2 separate regions of the Homo sapiens genome follow, and region 2 is linked to region 1. A link is a contact called in ENCODE Hi-C or POLR2A ChIA-PET data. All regions are on one chromosome and are shown on one strand. The core of a region is the stretch at or near the end of the contact, and the rest is flanking DNA. Distances in the headings are between cores, read along the strand shown.

The links. Hi-C counts contacts between places; a loop is a spot of excess contacts on that map. ChIA-PET counts read pairs that join two places held with the same protein, here RNA polymerase II (POLR2A).
Region 2: a map of breast epithelium shows a loop between it and region 1 (17-fold over the local background). The contact joins two enhancer-like sites. A Hi-C loop is called at or near these places in 1 of 168 maps with a recorded cell type or tissue (breast epithelium). POLR2A ChIA-PET finds 5 or more read pairs at or near these places in 2 of 52 experiments (T-cell and activated CD8-positive, alpha-beta memory T cell).

What each region holds. Positions count from the first base shown.
Region 1 is chr14:102,123,294-102,128,002 of GRCh38, reverse strand. It overlaps a transcript of HSP90AA1 not described here. Among named protein-coding and RNA genes, the nearest start is that of WDR20, 14 kb to the left of the region's middle. Within about 2 kb of position 2,387, at least 3 of the 41 ENCODE cell types and tissues checked have a DNase peak (open chromatin) inside an H3K27ac peak, as active enhancers do.
Region 2 is chr14:102,403,917-102,408,625 of GRCh38, reverse strand. TECPR2 (tectonin beta-propeller repeat containing 2) reads right to left here. Exons shown (of 20, transcript NM_014844.5): 3 at 1,160-1,288; 4 at 7-138. Among named protein-coding and RNA genes, the nearest start is that of TECPR2, 43 kb to the right of the region's middle. Within about 2 kb of position 1,250, at least 5 of the 41 ENCODE cell types and tissues checked have a DNase peak (open chromatin) inside an H3K27ac peak, as active enhancers do.

The DNA of each region.
Region 1 (4,709 bases), core at 1,138-3,637:
CAGTGTGTTGGTAATTGTTAATAGAATTGCTTCTTTCTCCAATTAAAAACAAAACATGGCTGGTGTGGTGGCTCACACCTATAATCCCAGCACTTTGGGAGGCCGAGGCAAGAGGATAGCTAGAGCCCAAGAGGTCACAACCAACCTGGCAACATAGCAAGGCCCTGTCTCTATAAAAATAAGGTTAGCCAGGCGTGGCAACACACACTTGTAGTCCCAGCTACTCGGGAGGCTGAGTTGGGAGGATCGCTTGAGCCCAGAAAGTTGAGGCTGCAGTGAGCTGTGTTCATAACACTGCATTCCAGCCTGGGCCACAGAACAAGACCTTGACTCAAAAAATGTATGTGTATATATATAATAAAACAAAACACCTCTGCCTATTGCTTACTGTCTCCAGTCCCAGCCTTGAAAGAGTCACAGCTGTCTCCTACCCCCTCAAATAAATATAACTCCATGTGTGCTATTTTAATTATCTTAGACTCTAGGGATAAGACTGAAATGTGGGTTCCAAACCATAGTAATAAAGGGAAAATACAGGAAGAAAATAAGAGAACTGTCATAAGGCTGGGACATTCTGCCTCAGTCACAGAACTAATTGAATTATTACAGTATGTTAGAACTGAATTCAAATTAGGACATCACTTTTTGTAGATAGAACTCATGCTAGCTTTGTTTTTCATTGTTAAGCTCCTCCAGTAAGAAGTAAAACAACAGCTTATCCAAGCAGCTTAATGAGCATTGTGGGTTTTATCTTTGCAAAGATTAGAGCAAGGACGTTCAAGCTTAATAGCCTCAATAACAGTTCCTAACTTTTTTCTATCTGAGATCCTGAAACAGGAAAGATGAGATTTTTTAAAGAGCTAGTATGCTATATGTAAAGAAAAAATTAACTTGTTACTTATATATAATTATAAGTACTTATTGGGAGGAGGCTATGAAGAGGTGATTTAAAAAAAAAAAAAAAGTACTTCTCACTCTCTGAAGAGCCTCATCAGCATTATTGGCCTTTTGAGAAGCAGCCAGTAAAACAGTGATTTTTAGCCATAGATTGCTGTAAAGTAGTAGCTGGGGCCTGTGGCAGGAAGTAAGATTCATTTGTTAATTTAAAAATTCATTTTAGGAGTTACTGATTGGGAAAACAAAAACACAGTTTATGATATTAAAAGAATCTAGTCGGCCGGGCGCAGTGGCTCACGCCTGTAGTCCCAGGACTTTGGGAGGCCTAGGCGGGCAGATCACGAGGTCAGGAGATCGAGACCATTCTGGCTAACACCGTGAAACCCCATCTCTACTAAAAGTACAAAAACAAAGTTAGCCGGGCGTGGTGGCGGGCGCCTGTAGTCTCAGCTACTCTTGAGGCTGAGGCAAGAGAATGGCGTGAACCCGGGAGGCGGAGCTTGCAGTGAGTCGTGGTTGCGCCACTGCACTCCAGCCTGGGAACAGAGCGAGACTCCGTCTCAAAAAAGAAAAAAAAAAAGAATCTAGTCGAGGATGCAGTCAGTATCTACCCATTTAGACTCCGAGTTTCTTGAGAGGAGGAGCCATTCTTTTTCCGCTTTAAGAATCCCCTAAGATATTGCTAAGCACATAGTAAATAATCAACACATACTGAATTGGATTTCTAGTTTGTTCCTCTTCCATCTTCTTCATATTTTTGCGTTTTGTTTTTCTCTTTTCCTGGTGTTTCCATGTCCACGTGTCCCCTTACTGAGCTATGGTAACTTGTAGTTCCTCATACCTGTCACACCTGTGCTTTCATGCTTTTGCATAAGTGAGATTCCCTTTCCTCTCTGTTCATCAGAGGGAATAGAAGGCCGCTCATCCCAGAAGACTTCACTCCAAAAATCACTCCTGCCTGGTATGCTCTCTGCTTATTCATCCCTCACTTTTCAACTTAAAGGCTGCCTTCTCAGAGAGGCTTTCCCTGAGGCCCCAAATGTAAGTTATGTCACCTTATTTTCTCATGGAATTATTTCCCGTATAGCACTTAGCACAATTTCTAATAATATATACATCATACACACACATATTTATATGTTTTCTTAAATAAAAGCCACCTCCCTCAGTAGACCGTAAGCTTATAATAGGGATCCTGCCTATTTTTGTTTGGCATGTCGTGTGTAGATTGGGGCCTGACATTCAATAGGTACTCAATACACACTTGCCAAATGAGTGACTCACCTTTGAGAAAGATTCTCTTTTAGCACCTTATGTTAATACTTAACTTTATTATGACATTTATTACATTGCTGTCTCATCTCACTAGGTTGTTCGCTACACACGATTGCAGTTCACAGACTTAAAAATATGCTCATGCATGCTTTCTTTTCTTATACCTTCCCCCTGAGGTTAAACTCTGCCTTAGGTCACATTACTCATGCTTTCAGAAAGCTCTGCTTCTAGCTTTCTGAGCGGGGGAGATTCAGCCCCTTGTTTATTTTATGTATTTGGCTTTCAGGTAAATATCTACTTAGCATGCCCATTGTTCACTCACTTCCTTAGTCCCAGCTCATTCTGCTTCCCTCTTCCTAAAAAATAACAAAAACGAAACACTCCTGTCCTTGGAGAATAATTTTTGCATATGGTCACATTTCAGTTTAGTAGGATAGAATATTGAATTTGCTGGATAGGTTTTAACATTGCAAGAATTATCAACTGGGTTTTTATTGTGGCTCTAGATCTGTTTGTTGGGATAAGAAAAGATTATGAGGTTGGGCACAGTGGCTCATGCCTGTAATCCCAGCACTTTGGGAGGCTGAGGCAGTCGGATCACTTCAGCCCAGGAGTTGGAGACCAGCCTAGGCAACACAAGGAGCCCCCATCTCTACAAAAAATAAATAAAAATTAACTAGATATGGTGATACATGGCTATAGTCCCAGCTACTTGGGAGGCTGAGATGGGAGGATCGCTTGAACCCAGGAGTTTGAGGCTTCAGTGAGCTGTGATCACACCACTGAACTCCAGCCTAGGCAACAGAGTGAGACTTCATCTCAAAAAAATAAATAAAGATTATGAATGTGGGCACTGAATGATTTTTCTTTTTACCATGTCTTTCTCATCTATAGCAATGCTTTATAGATTGTTGGTGCTCAATAACTATTTAGTGGATTGAATATATACTCAAAAAAGAGCACTGGACTTAAGGTCAAAAGACATAACATAAATTCTATTCATGATCACATTATTTAATATTGTGACAGTATAGTACATAAAAGTTTTAAATGAAATTATTATTTATATATGATTAGATGTTGGAAATCTAAGAGGATCAACTGAAGAACTGTAAGAAACAATAAGAAGCCAAGCATGGTGGTATACACCTGTAATTCCAGCTAATCAGGAGGCTGAGGCAGGAGGATTGCTTGAGGCCAGGAGTTCAAGTTTACATTGTGAATCATGATAGTGCCACTGCACTCCAGCCTGGGGGATATAGCTAGACTCCCATCTCTAAAAAAGAAAAAAAGAAACAATAGACAATGTAATATAGCAGATTTAAAAAGTAGCATTCAGGCCAGGCACAGTGGCTCACACCTATAATCCCAGCACTTTGGGAAGCCAGGGTGGGCAGATCACCTGAGGTTAGGAGTTCAAGACCAACCTGGCCAACATGGTGAAACCCCCACCTCTACTAAAAACACAAAAATTAGCTGGGCATGGTGGCGAGCACCTGTAATCCCAGCTATGTGGGAGGCTGAGGCAGGAGAATCACTTGAACCCAGGAGGCAGAGGTTGCAGTGAGCCCAGATCGTGCCATTGTGCTCCAGCCTGGGAGACAAAGTGGAACTCCATCTCAAAAAAAAAAAAAAAAAAATTAGCATTCAAACATCAATAACTGTCTCTACTTTCTCTGTCAAATAGTAACTAATTTAAGTATAATGGAAGAAAATGTCACATTCACAATAACAAAATAAGATAAATAGGCTGGACGTGGTAGTTTCCGCCTGTAATCCCAGCATTTTGGGAGGCAGAGGCCAGGAGTTCATGAGGAGCCTGGGCAACAGAGGGAGGCGCCATCTCTTCAGAAAATTTAAAGATTAACCAGGTGTGGTGGCACACACCTGTAGTCCCAGCTGCTGGGGAGGCTGAGGTGGGATCATTGCCTGAGCCCAGGAGGTTGAGGCTGTAGTAAGCCATGTTTACACCCCTGCACTCCAGCCTAGGTTGGCAGAATGAGACCCTGTCTCAATTAAAAAAAACACGGTTGCTAGTATACATCTCACAGGGAAGTGGGGGGTGCCTTTAATTTCATTGACTGCAGTGTGAATGGTGCCCCCTGAGATGAACCACACAGTTTCTCTGAATATATTTAGAACATGTTCATAAACTATCTGGACATAGTGGCTTATGCCTGTAATCCTAGTACTGTAGGAGACCAAGGCGGGAGGATCCCTTGAGGCTAGGAGTTTGAGACCAGCCTGGACAACATAGTGAGATGCAATCTCTTAAAAAAAAAAGAAAAAAAAAACCACAAGGTTTTAGAAACTACTTGAAGAGCACTCTTAAATTCTGAAGAAACAAAATAATTAAAACACCTCATTCTTAGGTAACAAGACTCAACATTGTAGAAATGACAGGGTTTTTTGTTTTTGTTTTTGTTTTTTGTCTTTCTTTTTTTAGACCGAGTCTCGCTCTGTTGCCCAGACTGGAGTGCAGTGGTTGTGATCTTGGCTCACTACTGCCTCCCAGGTTAAAGCAATTCTGCCTAACC
Region 2 (4,709 bases), core at 1-2,500, 280 kb before region 1:
TTTTACCTGGTCTAGATCCAGAGAAGAATAAACAATTTTGCCTTTGTCATCTCCAGAGAACAATTTCATTCCATTGGGGCTCCAAGCCAGAGCTGTAATGCTATTTTTGTGAATACCAGTGACATCAAATCTCCGAAGCTATGAACAAGGGATAAAAATATACACAAGAAAAAAAAAGGATAAATGCTGTGAGCTGGGGCTACATGGAAAAGGTATACAATCACTCCTAGTTAGGGAAGAGCTGGTTTTCCCAATCTCGTTTTCCAAGCAGAACCCTGCACAAAGTTCCATCTGTCTAGTCACCTTCAAAACCCACAGAGAGCATACCTTGAGAATATTAAGCAAAAATGAAATGACCCACATGTACTTTATGCCAAGTGTCCAACCCAGCACAAAAATGTTCTCCAATTATAAACAGCACAGTGTTAAGCTTCTCTGAGCATTTTTTTTTTTTTTGAGACAGAGTCTCGCTCCGTCAGGCTGGAGTGCAGTAGCGTGGTACAATCTCAGCTCACTGTGACCTCTGCCTCCCGGGTTCAAGTGATTCTCCTGCCTCAGCCTCCCGAGTAGCTGGGACTACAGGCACGCACCACCACGCCCAGCTAATTTTTGTATTTTTTTTCTTTTTTTAGATGGAGTCTCCCTCTGTCGCCCAGGCTGGAGTGCAGTGGCGTGATCTCCGCTCACTGCAAGCTCCGTCTTCCGGGTTCACGCCATTCTCCTGCCTCAGCCTCCCTAGTAGCTGGGACTACAGGCACCCGCCACCACACCCGGCTAATTTTTTGTATTTTTTAGTAGAGATGGAGTTTCACTGTGTTAGTCAGGATGGTCTTGATCTCCTGACCTCGTGATCTGCCTGCCTCGGCCTCCCAAAGTGCTGGGATTACAGGCATGAGCCACTGCACCCGGCCAAATTTTGTATTTTTAGTAGAGATGGGGTTTCACCATGTTGGCCAGGATGGTCTTGATCTCTTGACCTCGTGATCAGCCCGCCTTGGCCTTCCAAAGTACTGGGATTACAGGCATGAGCCTGGGCAGAGAAAGTCGTGCCCGGCTTTCTCTGAGCATAAACTTTCTAAGCAGATGAGGATTTCTAATTTTAAAAATCCATGAGGAATGTGCCAAGAAGTTAACACGTGTTAAGATCATGAGTACTCACCTGTTTATTTCTCCCTGGCAATGAAGATACAAGTTGAAAAACTGCAACCCTGCCAGAGGCTGTGCCTGCTGCCACCAGGTCATCAAAGCAGCTCAGCAGCTTCACCACAGTGATAGATTCCGTCTTCCCCTGGGGAAACGTTGAAAACAAATGAATCTGTAACTATGCAGGCTTTGAAAATGTAAAACAAGGAGGACATTACTAAAGGAGTGAAAAACTTCATCAGGCTGCAGTCCATACATATTCTTGATTGAAAAGGTATACAAGTCAGAAATTACATCTGTTGAAAAAACAAAAACAAAAACAGGGCTGGGCGTGGTGGATCACGCCTGTAATCCCAGCACTTTGGGAGGCCAAGGCAAGCAGATCACCTGAGGTCAGGAGTTCGAGACCAGCCTGGCCAACATGGCGAAACCCCGTCTCTACTAAAAACACAAAAATTAGCTGGGCGTGGTGGCAGATGCCTGTAATCCCAGCTATTTGGGAGGCTGAGGCAGGAAGAATCACTTGAACCCAGGAGGCGGAGGTTGCAGTGAGCCGAGATCGTGCCATTGCATCCAGCCTGGGCGACAGAGCAAGACTCTGTCTCAAAAAACAAGAAACAACAACAACAAAAAAACCAAAAAACAAATATACCTAGGTAGGAGGGCAGTGGTGCAATCACAGTTCACTGCAGCCTCAACCTCCCAGGCTCAAGCGATCCTCGCACCTCAGCCTCCCAAGTAGCTGGGACTACAGACGTGTGCCCCACACCCAGGTAATTTTAATTTTTTTTTGTAGAGACAAGGTCTCACTATATTGCCCAGGCTGGTCTCAATCTCCTGGGCACAAGGGATCTTCCTGCCTGGGCCTCTCAAAGTGCTGGGATTACAGATGTGAGCCACTGCACCCTGCCCTCATGCCCCAATTTTAATTTTTTTTTGAGATGGAATCTCACTCTATCACCAGGCTGGAGTGCAGTGGCGCCACCTTGGCTCACTGCAACCTCCACCTCCTGGGTTCAAGCGATTCTCCTGCCTCAGCCTACTGAGTAGCTGGGACCACAGGCGCCCGCCACCACGCCCCGCTTTTTTTGTATTTTTAGTAGAGACGGGGTTTCACCGTGTTAGGCAGGATGGTCTCGATCTCCTGACCTCGTGATCTGCCCGCCTTGGCCTCCCAAAGTGCTGGGATTACAGGTGTGGGCCACCATGCCCAGCCCTCATCCCCCAATTTTTTAATGTTAAAATACACATAACGTAAAATTACCAGTATCCCTTTTTAAAGTATACATTTCAGTGGTATTCAATACATTCATAATGCTCTTCAATCATCACCATTATCCATCTCCACGAATATTTAATCTTGTAAAACTGAAACTCTATTAAACAATAATTCCCCATTCATCCCTCCCCCCAGCCCCTGGCAACTACCATTCTACTTTCCGTCTTTATGATTTTGACTACTCTTTTTTTTTTAATCTCCTCAGATTCCTTTTACCGTGATTTTGAATACTCTAAATACCTCATACAAATGGAACCATACAGTATTTGCCTTTTTTCTGACTGGCTTATCTCCTTAACACAGTATCTTCAAGGTTCATCCGTGTTATAGCACATATCAGAACTCCTTCCTTTTTAAGGCTTACTCATATTCTCTTGTATGTACATACTACATTTTGTTTATCCATTCATCCGTTGATAGACGCACATGGATTGCTTCCCCATTTTAACTACTGTGAATAAGGCTCCTATGAATATGAGTGTACAAACATCTCTTTGAGATACTGCTTTCAATTATCTTGGGTACATACTGTACTCAGGACTGAATTTTGGTATCATATGGTAATTCTATTTTTAATTTTTTTGAGCAACCACCATACTGTTTTCTAGTATTGGCTGCATCATCTCATTCCTGTGAACAATGCACCAGGGTTCCCATTTCTCACATCCTTACCAACCCTTGTTATTTCCTTTTTTTCTTTTTTTTGACAGTAGCCATCCTAATGGGTGTGGGGTATAGTTTTGACATGCATGCCCTAATAATTAGTGATGGTCATTTTTCATATGCTTATTGGTCATTTGTTTACCTTCTCTGGGGAAACATCTATTCAAGTCCTTTGCCCATTTTTGAATTGGGTTTTTTCATTGTTGAGTTTTTTGTCTGTTTGTTTCTTTTTGAGATGGAGCCTCGCTCTGTTGCCCAGGCTGGAGTGCAATGGTGCAACCTTGGCTCACTGCAACCTCCACCTCCCGGGTTCAAGTGATTCTCATGCCTCAGCCTCCAGAGTAGCTGGGACTACAGGCATGCATCACCACACCTGGCTAATTTTTTATATTTTTAGTAGAGACAGAGTTTCCCCATGTTGGCCCCGCTAGTCTCAAACTCCTGGCCTCAAGTGATCCGCCTGCCTGGGCCTCCCAAGTGCTGGGATTACAGGTGTGAGCCACCAGGCCCCGGCCATTTTGAGTTAATTTTTGAATGTAGTATTAGGTAAGGGTCCAACTTCATTCTTTTGCATGTGAATATCCAGTTTCCCCTATACCATTTGTTGAAAAGACTGTCCTTTCCCTGTGGAACAATCTTCACGTCCTTATCAAAAATCACTTGACTGGGCCAGGTACGGTGGCTCACACCTGTAATCCCAGCACTTTGGGAGGCTGATGCAGGCGAATCACTTGAGGTCAAGAGTTCCAGACCAGCCTGGCTAACACGAAATCCTGTCTCTACTAAAAATACACAAATTAGCCAGGTGTGGTGCCACACGCCTGTAGTCCCAGCTACTCGGGAGGCTGAGGCAGGAGCATCATTTGAACCTAGGAGGTGGAGGTTGCAGTGAGCCGAGATCACGCCATTGCACTGCAGCCTGGGCAACAGAGTGACAGTCTGTCTCAAAAAAAAAAAAAAATTTCACTTGACTATATAAGAGGGTTTATTTCTGGGCTATTGATTTCATCGGTCTCTATGTCTATTTTTATGTATCATGCTGTTCTCTTCTTTTTCTTATTTCTTCATACCACAGCCAAGTCCAATACACTGTTTCAATGACTGCATTTTTGCAGTTAAGTTTTAAGTTCAGGAAGTTTGAGATCTCCAGCTTTGTTCTTTTTCAGGTTTGTTGGGGCTTTTCAGGTTCTCCTGAGATCCCATATGAATTTTAGAATAAATTTTTATATTCTAAAACTCCCAAGCCAAAAAATGGCCTTGGGAGTTTGATAGAAATTGTATTGAATTAACTTATAAATTACTTTGGGTGGTATGGACAGCTTAACAATATTAAGTCAGGCTAGTCGGGGTGATTCATGCCTGTAATCCCACAATTTTGGGAGGCCAAGGCAGGAGGATCACTTGAGCCCAGGAGTTCAAGACCAGCCTGAGCAACATAGTGAGACCCCATCTCTACAAAAAATTAAAAAAAAAAAAAAAGCCGGGCATAGTTGTGCATGCCTGTAGTCCTAGCTACTTGGGAGTCTGAGGTGGGAGGATCACTTGAGCCTAGGAGATTGAGGCTGCAGTGAGCTGTGATTGTGCCACTGCACTCCAGCCTAGGTGACAGAGCAAGACCCTGTCT